Regions from separate parts of the Mus musculus genome. Here region 2 is linked to region 1. Evidence: chromatin loops called from intact Hi-C (ENCODE). Cell type or tissue: gastrocnemius. All regions are shown on one strand.

Region 1 (5,000 bases):
AACCTTCACTGTCCCCTCCCTCCCTGGAAGCTGAAAGCTGGGTGTTCACAGGACAACCTGGACTGTCTACTGGCCAAGCTGAGAGTGGTCAAGCCTCACTGGGATGCAAATGTGCTGAGACTCCACACCAGACTCAAGGAGCAACTGCGGCAATTTGGTCTCAACCCCCTGGATCTTTGAAACCGCTGGCCTCTAATCCCTAAGCCCTATCAATAAAGCAACTTGATGTAGAATTCAATAGAACTATGGATTATGGCCTTTGGCAGTGAGGACATCTATGTTCTGGGTTGACCCATTGTCCTAAACACTGAGTGGTAAGAAGTAGACAATGTTCTAAACCCTTTCCTGCAGAAACTAGATCCCATTCCCTTAAGCCTGGAGTACTTTTGGTCCCTTTAAACTATCTTGGCTTAAATGGGCACGGCGGTGCATACCTTTAATTCACACAATTGGGAGGCAGAGGCGGGCGGATTTCTGAGTTCAAGGCCAGCCTGGTCTACAGTGAGTTCCAGGATAGCCAGGGCTGTACAGAGAAACCCTGTCTTGAAAAACCAAACCAATCTTGGTTTTTTTTCCTGACCAATAAAACACAAATCCTGTGTGTGTGTCTGTATACATATACATACATTTACTTATTTATTTGGACAGTAGCGTATGTATACTAAAGTGCTCACAAAGAGGTCAGAGGGCAAATTCCAGGAGCTGGTTCTCTTCTTCTACCGTGTGGTTCTGGTGAGTCAACTCCGGTTGCCAGGCTTAGAAGCCAGCACCTTTACCTTTTAAGCTATCTCACCAGCCAGCTGGGAAAGGCTGTACCAGGACATTACAATAGCCAAGAACCAGCTCCCAAGACTCTAAGGTATCCACAGTAGAAGGAAGATACACCTCCAATCAATCCTTCTGCCAGATGACAACAGAGCCACATCTAACCTATGTTCTCCATGGCTTCAATCCTCGGTGGCTCCACAGCGTCATCTTCTTGAGCAGAACTGCATCTTTGGCGCACAGCTCCCCAAAATGTCCACATATAGCATCCTGTGGCGTCTCAGGCTCCCTGTGGAGCCCGCCTTCGGTCTCTGTCCACACCCCTCTGCTGGAGGTAGGCTCATGAGAAAGGAGAAGGTCCCTGGCAGTCCTGTGATTGGTGGTTTCTGAATCCTCCAGCTCCCAATTCCAACTTCAAGAGATTGTTCCCAGCTCCCTCCACCTCAGGGTGCAGAGCGAGGGCAGGAGAACTACTAGGCAAGTCTATGCTGGTAAGCTAGGCTGAACAGGGATGTCCTATAGCAACTCTGAAGCCAGAGTCCAGTCCTACATACGGAGAGAACAAGGGGAGTCAGTCTCAAACCAGAAGAGTTCACTTTCCTGCCCCAACATGCTCTGCTCAGGAATAGGACTTTGTCCTCCAATCCTTCTGTCCCCACCTCCTATGACCAACGGTTCCCTCCTGCACATCTCACACAGCTCGACCCGTTAGCCCTCCTCTCTGCCCTTCTCATAATTCCATTTGTCTCTTTGACTTCACCTCTCCAGACTCCAAGGAAATCCAGGCTTCTAAGCCCTGCGGATTCCTAGCTCCTAGCTTCAGGCAGAGGGGTGGCTCAGCCTCAGTCAGTTGCTGAAGCCTGTCCAGTTCACTGTCTCCGCCCACAGGATATCCGTTCACCTCCAAAACTGTATCTCCCACTTGCAGCCCTGCCCGGGCAGCTGAGCCTCCTGGGGTCACCTGGCAGTGTAAGGGGATACACAAAAGTATTGGTTAGGTGTTCTACGGCTGGGCAGACTGGGGGGCAGAGAAAGGTAGGTGGTGAATGATGGGTAGATTCCAAGGCACATGGTGCATCAGTCACCTGGGAGATGAAAAGACAAGGCCCACTGGCCACACAGCAGAGTCTGAATCCATAGCCACCTCCAGGCCCCGGGTACAAGAAGCATTGGCAGGAGCCAGCAAGGCCAGAAGGCTCAACTGTGTCTTCAACCGGAAGATCCTTGGTCTCTGCCAGAGGAGGAGCAGCAATCTCAGTGTTCTCCAAGAAGAGGAGGGGAGACAGGCGTACCTGGGGAGGTACGGTGGGGGGAGAAAAACCTGTGGCACCTGAGCCCTGCTCCATTTCTGCCCTCTCCCCAACCCAGTCACATACCATGCTGAAGAAGCGGTCAGCCTCAGGATCGACGACAATGAGAGAGACACAAGAGCCCTGTGCCCGGATTCTAGACACTGTTTCCTCATGGCCCAGCCCATCCACGCTTTCCCCGGCCACAGCCACCAGGCGGTCTCCAGCCTTCATCCCAGCCTTGTCAGCTGGTAGTCCTGGATCCACGTCCCACAAGAACTGCCCTGGGACAGAGACATCTTCACTGCTCTCCCCTGACTCACGCCCATGCTCTCCCAGGAACTAACTCTACAGTGCATGGAAAGCTGCCGCTGGGGGCTGTGGGGCATCGCTCATGGATGCTGAGAAGCACAATTGAATGTGTATGGCCAGCCTATCGTCCAGCTTCCTACCAACCCCCAGAGCTGCCACTCACCAAGTCGGCCATCCAGGCCCTTCTCCTCCCGGAGCAGGAACCCAAAGCCTTCAGGTCCTTTCTCTATGTTTAGACATCGGGGCTTGGCGGGCAATGCCCAGCCCTCTGCCAGGGGTGCAGCAAGAGGCATTCCTAGTTGGTGACACTGTTCCTCTACCTCCAGCCCTGCCACCAGCAGAGTCACCTGATCTCCACTCTGCCAAAGCTGTGAGGGCAGAGCAAGAATGTAAGCATGGGACATCTGTGTGGGACAGAAAGGCAGGCATCTAGCTCCTCCCGGGGACCCGGAATGAGGGCAAGCCTCATGCAAACTAGAGGGAAAAGAAGAGGGTAAGGAGGGAGAGTTCATGTAGGGAGTCACCGCAGGAAGCCCTACCTTCCTATTGAGCTGGTTGTATGTGAGCTTCTCCACACTGGCCCCATTCACTTCCAGCAGCCTGGCTCCAGGGGGCACCCCTGCCCTCTCAGCAGCTCCTCCTGCACTGAGCACCAACCAGAAAGGACCTCGACTTCCTAAAGGCAGAAAAAGTAAGTCCCAGCCTGCTGCCTACCTAGAACCGAAGCTAAGCTCCCCAACCCTGCCCACCCATAGCAGGCCCTAAGCTCACCGTGGGTGACGCTGAAGCCAAAGCCGCCTTCATCTTTTACTACATGGCACAACCGGGGCCTGACCCCCGAGGGTAGGGTAGGACAGAGGAAAGCGTCACTCCCCTGCAGAACACGCGCCACATCATGCACGTGTTGTGCCAAGACTGTCAGCAATACCCGGGGACCGCTGGCCCGGATGTAGCGCACTACCTATAAAAGGGGACACAGGAGAAAAAGGTTGGCCCTCTGAAATCCCAGGATCCCCTAGAACGTGCGTTTTCACTGTGAAACCCACGTCTGTAGTTGCCTTCACTCAATCTTTCTCCCTAGGTACCTCCAAATCATGGGGTCTGAGGAGAGTGAGGCTTGGCCCATGAAGTGCTATGGAATGTTCTTTTGTACCACGAGGAGTCCCAGCCCAGCCTCACCACCGCGTGGTCCTCATGTGCCACAATATTATTGTTCACCGCTAGGATCCGATCTCCTTCCCGGAGACCCTGGCGCTGGGCTGAGGTGCCCGGATCGACCCTGCACACCACATGGTCAGCCTTGCCTAGATGCTGCTGCAAATGGAACCCAAAAGTCTTTTCCTCCTCCTTGCTCAACAGACAAAAGCGAGGCCGGTGCAGGTTCCAGGGATCTGGAGGAGGAGACAGGTAGCAGAAAAAAAAAAAAGAAGGAGGGGGCACAGCCCTGGTACAGGGGCATCAAAAGACTGGCAGACCCTGCTTTCCTGTGAGAGCGCTGGTCAGCTTCCAGCCAGTGAGAGGGCGGGCTTTATAGCTGAATGAACTCTGCGTGGGCTGGGAGGCTAAAGCAAAGGGATGTCTTCCCCCTCTACTTCTGCTTAGTTACTGATATCAGAGGGAGGCAGTTAGCAGTTACCAAGGAGATAGGAGGCTGTGTGGCACCCTAGTGTCTCTAGGGAAAGGAAACAGTTGCCAAGGGTGAGGGGGTTACCAGATTGGTCCTGGTCTTCAGCGAGGGAGAGGACAGGATTGTCAATGCCCAGCCTTGGATTAAACTTAAACTTCCTATAAGGAGGCAGGAGAGGCAAATAAGAGGTGCTGGGAGCTGGACTTGGGTCCCAGATTCTACTTTAGGTGCTGCTGCCAGCTGAGAGTCGTCCCCCCCACCCCCTTCAGTTGTTCTTCTCCAGCCCTCAGACTACTTACAGAGTTAACAAGGCCGTGTCCCGAAGATCTGCGGGACAAAGGAGAGTGAGAGGAGAGACACACTCCCCACCCCACCCAGAGACGGGACTCTCGTGATAAAAAACCAAAAAGGTTTAGGAGAAACCCAACCCCTTTCCATTCTGCTTCTCTGTCTTCACACACACACACACACACACACACACACACACACACACACACACACACACACACACACGGGTGCTGACTCCCCTGTATTTTCCTCCCCCAGTACTGTGGAACATAAATCTGAGCCTATCAGCAGAAGGTGTGGGCCAGGAAGATAGATCTATAAGCCCACCTCATTCCTATTCCTATAGGGCTCCAAGCCCCGATAGCAAGTGTGTTCTAGACCCAGAGATTCCAAATCTGCCCCCTCTGCCGCCACCCCAAAGTCCCCTTTCAAGGATATCGCCTTACTTCCTACCTGCAGCTGCCTCCATAGTTGGATCACTGACCCAGGACTTAAGAGTAGGGACAAGGTTCATTATAACCAGCTGACCCTCCCACCTGCCCCCTCCCGAGTCACGCCTTCTTGAAGACGCTGCAAGGAAGCATTGGGGTAATGGTTAACAGCAATGGGACTTATTCTCTGCAAAGTGCGAGTGTAAGTTCCTTCTGCCCCCAGGTCTTGCGCCCTACCTCTTACGACGCTCAGTTGCTCTTATGCACAACAAAAAGCAGGTTACTGTC
Region 2 (5,000 bases), 140 kb after region 1:
TGCTCCTGCTTCGGTGGATTTGAGCCACTACCAGAACCCAGGGCTGCTTGTTTTCATTACCACCTGCCCTCCCTTTGTTCTCCTGTATCTGGAATCCCAACAGCCCATGTGCCTACCAGTGTCATCTGCTTGACCCAGGCTTTATGCTGAGCAGTGTTCCCTTTCCAAACAGAGGAGCTGATATGGTCAGAGGCTCAGCTAACAATGTATATAACTTTTGGGGTCCCTGTAATGTCTACCAGGAGGAAGAGGAGAGCCCCGCTGAGGGGAGCAAGGATGAGCCTGCAGAGCAGGGGGAACTCAAGGAAGAAGCTGAACCCCCAGCAGAGGAGACCTCTCAGCCTCCACCCTCTGAGCCTAAGGGGGATGCAGCCCGTGAGGGAGAGAAACCTGATGAAAAAGAGAGTGGGGACAAGCCTGAGGCCCAGGTGAGCTGCCTGCAGGGGAAGAGGGTAGAGTCCACGGGCTGACACTGAGGGGAAGCAAGCCGCTTCCTTCATGCCTTTAGAGGAGGAGACAGCTAATGGTTTTCCTTATTACATCACTGCTCTTTCTACCAGAAGCCCAATGAGAAGGGGCAAGCAGGGCCTGAGGGTGCTGCTCCAGCTCCTGAGGAGGACAAAAAGCCGAAACCTGCCCGGAAGCAGAAAATGGTGGAGGAGATAGGTGTGGAGCTGGCTGTCTTGGACCTGCCTGACTTGCCAGAGGATGAGCTGGCCCGTTCTGTGCAGAAGTAAGTGCTGGCCGTGTGGAAGATGAGCCGGGTGTGGAAAGGTGATCCTGGAAGGCCCCCAGTTCCAGCCTCACCTCTTCCTACCTTCTCATCCCACAGACTTGAAGAACTGACCCTGCGCGACCTAGAGAAGCAGGAGAGGGAGAAAGCTGCCAACAGCTTGGAGGCTTTCATCTTTGAGACCCAGGTGAGCAGGCAAGGGCAGCAAGCATGCCCTGCCTCCCCAGAGCTTCCACTTAGGGACATGTGGCTCTGACCCTTGCCCCAAAGACTGCTGCCTGCATGGATTGGTGTCCTTGACAGGACAAGCTGTACCAGCCTGAGTACCAGGAAGTGTCCACTGAGGAACAGCGGGAGGAGATCTCGGGGAAACTCAGCGCCACTTCTACCTGGCTGGAGGATGAGGGATTTGGAGCCACCACTGTGGTGAGGAGCCTTCTGAGATGTGGCAGGCAGATGGGAGTGCTGCCCGTGTCCCCAGCCCCTCATCCCACCCCCGCTTCCAGGGCCAGAGTGAGAAGAGCTGGGGTGTCAGGATGAAGCAAGATGCAGGGCTGGGTCCAGGATGCTCCTGCTGCACTTCAGCCCTCCTCTTCCTCCTCATGTCCGTCAGATGCTGAAGGACAAGCTGGCTGAGCTGAGAAAGCTGTGCCAAGGGCTGTTTTTTCGGGTGGAAGAACGCAGGAAATGGCCAGAGCGGCTTTCAGCTCTGGATAATCTCCTCAACCATTCCAGCATTTTCCTCAAGTGAGTGTTCTTTGCTCCCTTCCTTCTTTGTGTAGTCCTGCTGAGACCATGGTTCTCCTTTCTGCCAGCTTCTCATCTGCCCTAGGCTGATCTTTTCCTCTTTGGCTCCTAGGGGTGCCCGGCTCATCCCGGAGATGGACCAGGTCTTCACTGAAGTGGAGATGACGACATTAGAGAAAGTCATCAATGACACCTGGGTAAGCTCTTGTCATTTGTAACTGGACACTTTAGCTGGTACCCTGGGATGATGAGAGTGAAGCTGCCACATCCAGGGCTAGTTCTGAGTCTTCTGGCTTCATCCCCAGGCCTGGAAGAATGCAACTCTGGCCGAACAAGCCAAGCTTCCTGCCACAGAGAAGCCTGTGCTGCTTTCAAAAGACATTGAGGCCAAAATGATGGCCCTGGACCGGGAGGTACAGTATCTACTCAATAAGGCCAAGTTTACCAAGCCACGGCCACGGCCCAAAGACAAGAATGGCACCCGGGCAGAACCTCCCCTCAATGCCAGTGCTGGTGACCAAGAGGAGAAGGTCATTCCACCTGCAGGTGAGGAGAGATGCTTGGCTGGAGCAACGATTGGTCCTGTGAGCAGTCAGAGCGCCACCTGCCTCTCTCTCGTAGGACTGCATCTAACTTTTGGTTTCCCTCTAGGCCAGACTGAAGAGGCGAAACCCATTTTAGAACCTGACAAAGAAGAGACTGGTGAGTTGGGGACCTGGGGAATGAGACATTTCATTAGTCTAGGGGCAGGCAAATTGGCAAGTATGCTCTATTTCAGGTCGGTGAATGTGGTGGCCTTTAGTTTTTAGAAGCATTGCGTTTTCTTTGGAAAAAAAACAAGGGCAAAGACAGGCTGGGGAGATGGCTCAGTGGTAAGTGCTTAATTGCACAGTGTGAGGCTAAGAGTTGAGATCCCCAGCACCCTTGTAAATGCCATGCAGCCAGGCTGCCCATTTACTATGCCAGGTGGAAGAGAAAGGTGGCTAAAGCAGGTGTGTTAGCTTATCTAGATGAAGTACCAACTCCAGATTCAAGTGAGAGACCTTCCCCAAATATATAAGAAAGTAAGCAACGAGCCGGGTGTGATGGCGCACACCTTTAATCCCAGCACTTGGGAGGCAGAGGCAGGTCTTGTCTACAAAGTGAGTTCCAGGACAGCTGGGGCTATACAGAGAAACCCTGTCTCGGGGCGGGGGGGGGGGCGGGGAAGAAAGCAAGCAAGCAACGAGGAAGAAACCCTGCATCAACCTCTGGCCTCCACATGCATGGGCAAAACATATACTTTTTTGTTGTTGTTTTGTTTTTGTTTTTTGAGATAGGGCTTCTCTGTGTGTAATCCTGATTGACCTGGAACTTGCTTTGTAGACCAGGCTGGCCTTGAACTCAATAGATTCACCTGACTCTGCCTCTCAAGGGCTGGTATAAAGGCATACACTACCACACCTGGCTTATATATTCTTTTTTTCTTTCTTCCTTCCTTTTCTTTCTTTCTTTCTTTCTTTCTTTCTTTCTTTCTTTCTTTCTTTCTTTTCTTTCTGACTGTTTCTTTCTATAGCCCTAGACCAGAGAAATGTAAAAATTTGTGGGAGAAAGGTCTGGAGAGATGACTCAATGCTTAAGAGTTCCGGCTCCTCTTCAGTGAAGTCAGTTTCTGTTTTCAGCTTGTAGCTGATGGCTCACAACTGTCTGTAACTCCAGTTCCAGAGGACCTGATTCCCTATTCTGGCCTCCCAAGGCACATATATAGTGCACAGGCATATGTGCAAGCACAACACCCATAAACATTAAATAAAAATTTAAAAAAGAAAAAAGGGAGACACCCCAGATGTGGCTCACACATCTTCTATGTGTACCACTGGATTTGTAGGTCTCACTTGTTTAGTGACTGGCCTTTTCCTTCTAAAATGCAGGTACGGAACCAGCAGACTCGGAGCCTCTGGAATTAGGAGGTCCTGGAGCTGGTAAGAGAGGAGCCTGGGGCATTGGCAGCTTGTTAGGGTTGGAGGGAAAGAAGAGGCTGTTGAGCCTTACACTGCTATTCTCCTCCCCTCCCCCTCCAACAGGACCTGAACAGGAAGAGCAGTCAGCAGGACAGAAGCGGCCTTCAAAGAACGATGAACTATAACCCCAGCTCCTGCCTTCCGACTTGGCTCCAGCCCCTTCTCCTACCACCTCTATTTATTATACATCAGGGTTGGAGTGGGGGTTGGTCCCTCAGGGGCTCAAGTTCCTTCTCTCAGCTGGGACAGGAGGTGGCTGCTCAGTCCTAGAGTAGCTCTATGGGTGAAACCGGCTCTAGTTCTGTCCCCAGCCCCACCCTCTGGTCTCCTACTCTCTGGCCCTGTGTTTGGGAAAAATCACTATTATGTCTTAATTCTTTGCCTGTGGGTAAGTGAGAGAATGGCTGCCAGTAGTTGTTGGAGACCTGGTAGTGGGAAGGATGTTATGGGTCACTGGAAAGTGGCCAGTCTTCACAGCATCCTTTCATCTTTTCCTCTTCCACAAAATCAGTGTCCTGTTTGGGCCAGTGTCTACAGAGCCTCAGTCCCACTTGGTTTCTGAGTGCCTCTTTTCTCTTCTGTGTCTTCTCTTCCCTTGTCCTTCCTCCTTGGCTCTTCTGTCCTTTCCTTCCCTGTGCAGACAGGACTATGGTCTTCTTGCCCAAAGACTTTCATCTGGACTGTCTATAGAGTAAATATGCTCTCATGGTTCATGCGACCCCTGGTGGCTGGAGTAAGCGGGGAGCAGGCAAGAAGGGAAAGCCCTGTAGCCCTGAATGGGTTGTTGGACCCAGGACAGTACAGGTCCGGAGAGTGGCTGGCAAGGATGCAAGTATACTGCAGGCACTCGACATCCTTGTCAGCCCCAGTTCCTGTGACACCTACCCCTTCATGCTCTTTCCTCCTTCCCCCTGGGCTGACCAAAAATGTGCTATCTACTGTGAGCCCCTTTCCCAAGACCCTGGGGGACGGAGAGACCATGGAGTGAATGTAAAAATGCCACCTCACTCTCAGGCAAGCTTTGTGGGTAAAGACGAGGGGTCAGGGTTCAACTTGACAGTGTACTTCGCTAGGAAGGAGAGGCCCTTGCCTGCTATAACCATGCCTAGAGTGCCTGTCCTCCAGTATTGCACCTGTAGCCGGAGCTAGGGCCACCCCAGTGCAGGGGCAAAGCAAACCTGATGTCAGTCGTTTTGTCTTTTCTACCCCAACCTCACCCTCTCACCCTACTTTCCACCCCCCACCCCGCCTTTTTTTTTTTTTTTTTTTTTTTTTTGTGCCACATTGGCAGAGGGGCCTATAGGTCCTTCACTGTTCCCTCCTGTGTGTTGGAGTTCTTTAGTTAGCAGTTCAGGCTGGTTGGACAGGTTTGAATCAAATTGTACTTTGTTCCATTGTTAATTGAGAAACTGTTTCAATAAAATATTCTTTTCTATAGGTTGTATGTGTTTGCTTCTTCCCTCCCTTGTTTGTCTGTTTGTTGTGTGTTTTCACACAGGTAGTGTATGAGTCAGGTTTCC

What was found. Hi-C counts contacts between places; a loop is a spot of excess contacts. Peaks named below come from ENCODE experiments on the same cell type or tissue, not always from the same donor. Only the 100,000 strongest peaks of a DNase experiment are listed, where the experiment ranks them.
Region 2: a loop joins it to region 1, with 2.4 times the contacts of the local background. A loop is called at or near these places in 5 of 42 quality-filtered maps.

The regions. Positions count from the first base shown.
Region 1 is chr9:44,246,706-44,251,705 of GRCm38, forward strand. It overlaps Ccdc153 (coiled-coil domain containing 153), which reads left to right. Exons shown (of 7, transcript NM_001081369.2): 7 at 52-601. The coding sequence ends at 180. Pdzd3 (PDZ domain containing 3) reads right to left here and starts at 4,759. Exons shown (of 11, transcript NM_133226.2): 1 at 4,735-4,759; 2 at 4,293-4,320; 3 at 4,078-4,151; 4 at 3,546-3,757; 5 at 3,138-3,327; 6 at 2,906-3,042; 7 at 2,530-2,734; 8 at 2,142-2,338; 9 at 1,851-2,057; 10 at 1,526-1,726; 11 at 607-1,311. The coding sequence starts at 4,750. The coding sequence ends at 1,282. In gastrocnemius, a CTCF peak has its summit at 2,978 (motif pointing right); DNase peaks (open chromatin) are centred at 2,981 and 3,915; H3K4me3 peaks cover 941 bases; H3K27ac peaks cover 1,358 bases.
Region 2 is chr9:44,387,446-44,392,445 of GRCm38, forward strand. It overlaps Hyou1 (hypoxia up-regulated 1), which reads left to right. Exons shown (of 26, transcript NM_021395.4): 17 at 243-428; 18 at 561-733; 19 at 833-920; 20 at 1,037-1,159; 21 at 1,347-1,480; 22 at 1,593-1,677; 23 at 1,786-2,026; 24 at 2,132-2,182; 25 at 3,391-3,441; 26 at 3,544-4,924. The coding sequence ends at 3,605. Among named protein-coding and RNA genes, the nearest start is that of Gm26306, 6.0 kb to the right of the region's middle. In gastrocnemius, CTCF peaks have their summits at 2,086 and 4,216 (motif pointing left); DNase peaks (open chromatin) are centred at 2,057 and 4,204; H3K27ac peaks cover 759 bases.